2 separate regions of the Mus musculus genome follow, and region 1 is linked to region 2. Evidence: chromatin loops called from intact Hi-C (ENCODE). Cell type or tissue: heart. All regions are shown on one strand. Each heading gives the region's core, and the rest is flanking DNA. Links, peaks and the distances in the headings are about the cores only.

Region 1 (2,814 bases), core at 310-2,809, 52 kb after region 2:
CAGAAACCAGGTGTGGTGGCTCAAACTTCCAATCCCAGATGGCAGAGATAGGAAGAGCAGGAGGTTAAGGTCAACCTAAGTTATACTAAGTTATATCACTGAGTCTGAGGCCAGTCTGGGCTGCAGAGACACAGTCTTAAACAGTCAAGAATTGATGTGGATGTTCTCAGTTAACAGGATTTCCCCAGAAAGAGAAAGAAGGCATTTAATTAAAGAAACAATAGAAGACGTGTCCTTAAATATGAGATCATCTCAATGCTTGTGCAGGAAGATAGAGATGAGAGCAGATCCCGGGGGAAACGGAGCCGTGAGCTCTTACCCTACCAGGAAAAAGAGAAGCAACACACATAGACAATGTTTTTTGACTTCAAAGGGAAATAATACACAGGCTAGAATCCTACACTGAATCGAATCACCAACCCCCCAGCCATAATGGAGGCAAACTAGGTCCTCTCTCCCAAGCCGACTCAGGGGATCGGCTGAGATGTCTCAGGAGCAGAGGGCCTTGCATTCTGACCTTGTACTGGGCCCATGATTCATTCATCTACTCCATGGTTTGTATTGCGTGTCTGCCGTGTGCCAGGCACTGTTCTTTTCTGGGCTCTGGTGACACAGAGGTGATAAAACAAAGTTCTGAGCTGGGTGTGGTAGCACATGCCTACAATCCCAGCACTCGATCGCTCTCTCGGAAGAGGAAGGCAGGAGGATCAGGTAAGGTTACACAGTGAGTCTGAGCTCAACCTGGGCTTCAGGAGACCACTGTCTCAAACAAAACAAAACAAAACAAAACAGCAACAAAAGCACCCAGTTCTTACAATCATGGAGTTCTCATTTTCAAGGGGTCAGCTAAGGAGCAAATGTTTCATTAGGGAAATGAGCAGGGTCAGATTGGGAGGGTAGAGCCTGCTGGTGTACTAGATCAGAGGTAGGGACCCAGAGCAGTGAGAGTGTCAGGCTGGGTGACGGAGCTGGGTCAGGCTCCAGAAGGGGGAAGGATAGTAGTTGTTGGGACCAGATCTCCTTCCCAGTTAGCCTGGGTATTAGCATTTCCTGAAGAATCCCCATCTTTTCTGCACCCTTTGGTAGGTGAGTTCTTCCCAGAGCTTCCCTCTGCCCCAGCAGGACCAAGCACCCAATTACTACATGGCAGGGCCTATCAGGCCTCTTTCTTCTCTCTGTGGTACGGAGACTCTGCAAGGGAGATGAGACTGCAGAAAATGTCCTATAATAGTACTGTTCATGTGAATTTTCATAAGCCAGACAGGCAGAGAGAGCCCCATCAACTTCACGTATGGATGGAGAAACTGAGGCAGCGCCAGGTAAAGAATGTGACAGGGCCACGGATCACAAAGGTTTCAGCGTGGGCTGGAGAGATGGCTCAGCAGTTAAGGACACTGACTGTTCTTCCAGAGGTCCTGAGTTCAATTTCCAGCAACCACATGGTGGCTCACGACCATCTGTAATGGGATCTGATGCCCTCTTCTGGTGTGCCTTAAGACAGCTACTGTGTACTCATATAAAAAAATAAACAATAAAATAATAATAAAATAATAATTACAAAGGTTTCAGTGCACACTCTGACTTGGGTCTACTTCAGGGACGGACACTAGGTTCATTCTTTTTTCTTTTTTACTTTTCCACGCAGGTAGAAATGGAGCAAATGATCTTTTTCCTTTAGCATTTAATTACATATAACTGTCTTGGAGTTCACGTCAGCTGTCTTGTTCTCTATACTCACAGTAACAGACAGACACCAGAATGATTATCGAAACAACTAGGGAGGGGAGGCAGCAGAAGCTAATGGCTTGAATAAACTAAAGCCCACTTCGATGTTTTGATGGAATTAAGCAGTGACTGCCTCAGCCTTTCCTTGCAAACAGGAACTTCCTTTTCTTGGCTGCCTTTAGGTCCCAGCTGTGTCCCAGGTGCAGAGGAATGTTTGTCTTTGCTGGGCAGAGACCTGCGATGGTGCAAGACCAGAGGGGTGGTGCATGCCAGCCTGGGGAGTCAGCAGCGGGGCCTGCTGCTCCTGCTGAGCAAGGACAGGAGGGTGGCTCCTGACGCTTGTTCAAACACTGAGTCATAGCTTGCAGGAAAAGCCAGGCAACTTCCTGACCCGACTTAAAGCACTGCCCTGTCTATTAGTTTTATGACTGCTCTCACCTCAAATTCCTAAAATTCCCCGGAAGAGAGAAGCATGCCACTGTCTTCAGTTCACTTGGAATGAACCAGGAAGAGTAAAAACGGATGGTGGATGTACAGGCGGACATTCAAAATGACTAAGAGTAGAATCTGGGTTTTCCTTACAGGCGCATTGATTGCAAAACCCTTCCAACTTCTTTATGGTTTTGGTAAAACACCGGAGGCAGCAGGGAAGGACTTCTCCTGGGATAATTTCAACGTCCCTTTGATTGATTCATTCGATAAACCTCCATCCAGCTTCCCGACTCTCCATACACCTGGGACGCTCTGCTACCTTTTGAACCCAGCTGCCTTGAAGTTACTAATTGTTTCCTTGCACTAAACTATTTTCATCCCTGTGTGCCCGCCCCCCTAGATTCCTGAACTTCGGGAAGATGTGGGGTGCCAAAACGACTTCTTTGTTCTCTGCTCTCTCCAGCAGAGATGCCAAGAGGCACCAACCAACCACTCCCTCTCCAGCCTGAAGCACATTTCCTACAAGCACAAGAGGCCAAGCCTGGGAACAGACCGGCAGAAAACAACTTGAGCAGCTCCTGCCTACCAGGAACACCTCCAGGAGCTGGAGCTGGTCAGTGCTCCAGTAGGCTGTGACATATGAGATGCACCATCACA
Region 2 (2,814 bases), core at 157-2,656:
CACACAGGTCTTAGAACGATATGAAACCGGAGAAGAAATCAACAAGATTTATCAATGGATCACAGCAAAGACTTGAAAATATGCAAGGGGATATATTACAGAGATATTCAGTAAATATACATTATTATAAAGCTGAGCCTTCCGAAAAATACTAAGAGATTACTTAATAAATGTATTTAATGCAATTGGGTAACTCTGAGAAAGATGAGGGAAGTTGGATTTCTATCTCCTTTAAACCAAACTTAGTTTCAAATGGATCTTGGTTTTCCTGCATAAAATGAAGCTGTAAAATGAAGCCAGAAGAGTAGGCAGGGAATACCTGAAGCATGCAGGAAACAATACCCTACTCTAGCCACAAACAAAAGAAATATTTGCAACGCAGATTCCAAGAGCTGCCTTCCCTCCTGAGATGTTGTCTGTGGGAACCTTCTAGAGAGAGCCTGGAACATGCTCACAAGACACTGTTGCAGGGACTGTCCATGAGCTATAATATTTCTGGTGGATTTATCAGTGCTTATTAAAATTTAGAGACCATGTATTTCTGTGATCAGAGCCATGGAGAATTTGCCCCACGCTCCTACAAGCTGAGGTTACACTGGAGGGTCAGGGCTGTCAGTCACACTTGGATCAGGCTCCGCCCACATCCCCTAATCCTTCCCCCTCCACTGAAACCATCTCTGTTCTTTAGGACCAAACCCAGATCAAATGACCACTCCCCAGACAGCACCAGGTCCTTCTGATGCTGACCTGCAGCATCTTGAAGGCTGCATGAGCTCCACGCATGTTTTCATCTTCTAGAGCCAGGCTTGAACCATTGTTTTGAATGAAAGAACAGATGAATGAATGATGTATAAACATGATAAGCTGCATCTCCTGAATGAATGAATGAATGAATGAATGAGTAAAGGAGATGAACTAGCTCAGTTGGTCTCCTTAGCTGGTGAGATTAGAGCCAGGACTGACACTTTCCCAGTAGGCTTAAAAAGAGAAGAAAGACATACAGCTTTTAAATCGTCTTCCAACGCGCATAAGGTTAATCTTGTATGTGAAGATTATTTTTAAGTATGCAAAATTACATTACCTTACAGAACGCAGTCTGAGTAACTGGTAATGAATCATGAATGTGGCGGGTTGGGTTAGATTGGATGAAACCAAAAACTCTTAAACTCGGAAGCCTGGCTTGTTAAATAACAATGCTCCTGTAAACAGGCCTGTGAGATTTATTGTGCCCCTGGGAAAGTCTCTGGAATGAACACAGAAAATGCTTCTGTTGATTAGCCTTTTTAGCTCCAGGCCGAGTACTGACCTAAAAGGGAAAGCTCTGCCCTCCAGATTTTACATAATGTGCCCTTATCAATTCCTGTCAGGAGAGAGTCCCCCACAGGGCTATCAGCTAGGGGAGGTGCTTCTGCCTGCGCCAAGTGCCCTGTGTCTCCAGAGGCTGCCTGGGAGCTGAGCCCATCACCCCTCAACCAGCCCCAAGAGTGAAGATTGGGGTTAAATGAAGACGGGATGCAAAGAGGAGGATGAGAGAGACTCATACAACCAACAAGATGATGAATGCATGCTCAGACAAAGAGCGGAAACGCTGTCCAAGTGTGCGTGACAACCAGTCCAAGGTCGGAGGGGAACTGTGGCCAGGCCACAGCTTCTCTGGCCACCTCCTTGGGGCTGGCTCTGCAGCAAGAGGGATCATTTTTTTAGGATCATTACCCAGACAAGCCCTGGATCCCCAAACATATTTTTACTGGATAAAGGAAAGGAAAGATAACCCTTCTAAAGAGGACACAGAGCATCCATTTAGAGCCAGTAACAAGAAGCCTCTGTCAGCACTCCAGCCCCACTTACCCAACTTTTGGGAGATTTCCCAAACAGCTCTAAAAAAGGTATTCAAAATGGGAAATAAGAGCAAAGACAGAGAACTCAAACATCAGGAGAGCGACGGGAGAACTAGAACATTCTAATACAGGGAGATGGCATGCTAGACTGTGAGAAAATGGTGTTTTCTAGCTGGGATAGCACATTTCCATACATGACTCTCCTCCCCTCAGTGGCCATCTTTCCCTGTGCTCCAGTGAACAAACCCTCCTCCGCTCACCCTCCCTTGGAAGCACCAGAAAAGCCGCTGCCAGACTTCTGAGATTTGCCCCCGTGGTGTCAAGATGGCAGCTTTGTCCTGAGCATTCTTGGTACACCTGCCTGGAGAACTCTTCCTGTGCGCCACTGTGTACTGGTCACGTGGGAGACAGGCCTGACGCCTTAGCACATACATGAAGAAACTACCTTAGAACACCAACTGTGTGTGTGTGCGAGTCCAGTCACAACCCTGACTGAGAAACATCCACTCAGAGGACCACCCAGAGACAGAATAGAAGTGAGCGGCAAACTTTCCAATAACAAGACCCATCACAGAAGGGTTGGCTGGTCAAACTGTGAGAAAGCATTCTAGCCGGTTGCTTACTGTACAACCCTGGGAAGGTGCCCCAGAAATGTTGATAAACTGCCAACGAGGTCTCAGGTCCAGTTATGGCTCAATTCTCCGAGAGAAAGCCTGTAAGGGTGCTTCTACCGATCGTGGGGTGTTCTGAAGGAGATGGAGCTGGACGAGTGTAGAGCTCCCAGCCATAGGCAGGCAAGCCAGGTGGTTGGCAGTGGTCTGTCCGCTGTGGGAGGAGCCCTGAAGGCAGGAAGGCACTGGTTGGCAGTCCACAGGCAGGCCCAGGTGTTTGTCCCACTGGATGATAGGGAGATAACAGGGCCTTTCCTATCCAAAACACTGTTCCCATCCAAAGCTCTGTTGTTTGTTATTGTTTC

The links. Peaks named below come from ENCODE experiments on the same cell type or tissue, not always from the same donor. Only the 100,000 strongest peaks of a DNase experiment are listed, where the experiment ranks them.
Region 1: a loop joins it to region 2, with 1.9 times the contacts of the local background. A loop is called at or near these places in 4 of 42 quality-filtered maps.

Annotation. Positions count from the first base shown.
Region 1 is chr7:65,467,815-65,470,628 of GRCm38, forward strand. It overlaps a transcript of Tjp1 not described here. Among named protein-coding and RNA genes, the nearest start is that of Tjp1, 98 kb to the left of the region's middle. In heart, for the core only: a CTCF peak has its summit at 1,483 (motif pointing left); a DNase peak (open chromatin) is centred at 2,007; H3K27ac peaks cover 1,608 bases.
Region 2 is chr7:65,416,065-65,418,878 of GRCm38, forward strand. It overlaps a transcript of Tjp1 not described here. Among named protein-coding and RNA genes, the nearest start is that of Tjp1, 46 kb to the left of the region's middle. In heart, for the core only: no CTCF peak of the experiment used is centred there; a DNase peak (open chromatin) is centred at 1,477; H3K4me3 peaks cover 351 bases; H3K27ac peaks cover 2,360 bases.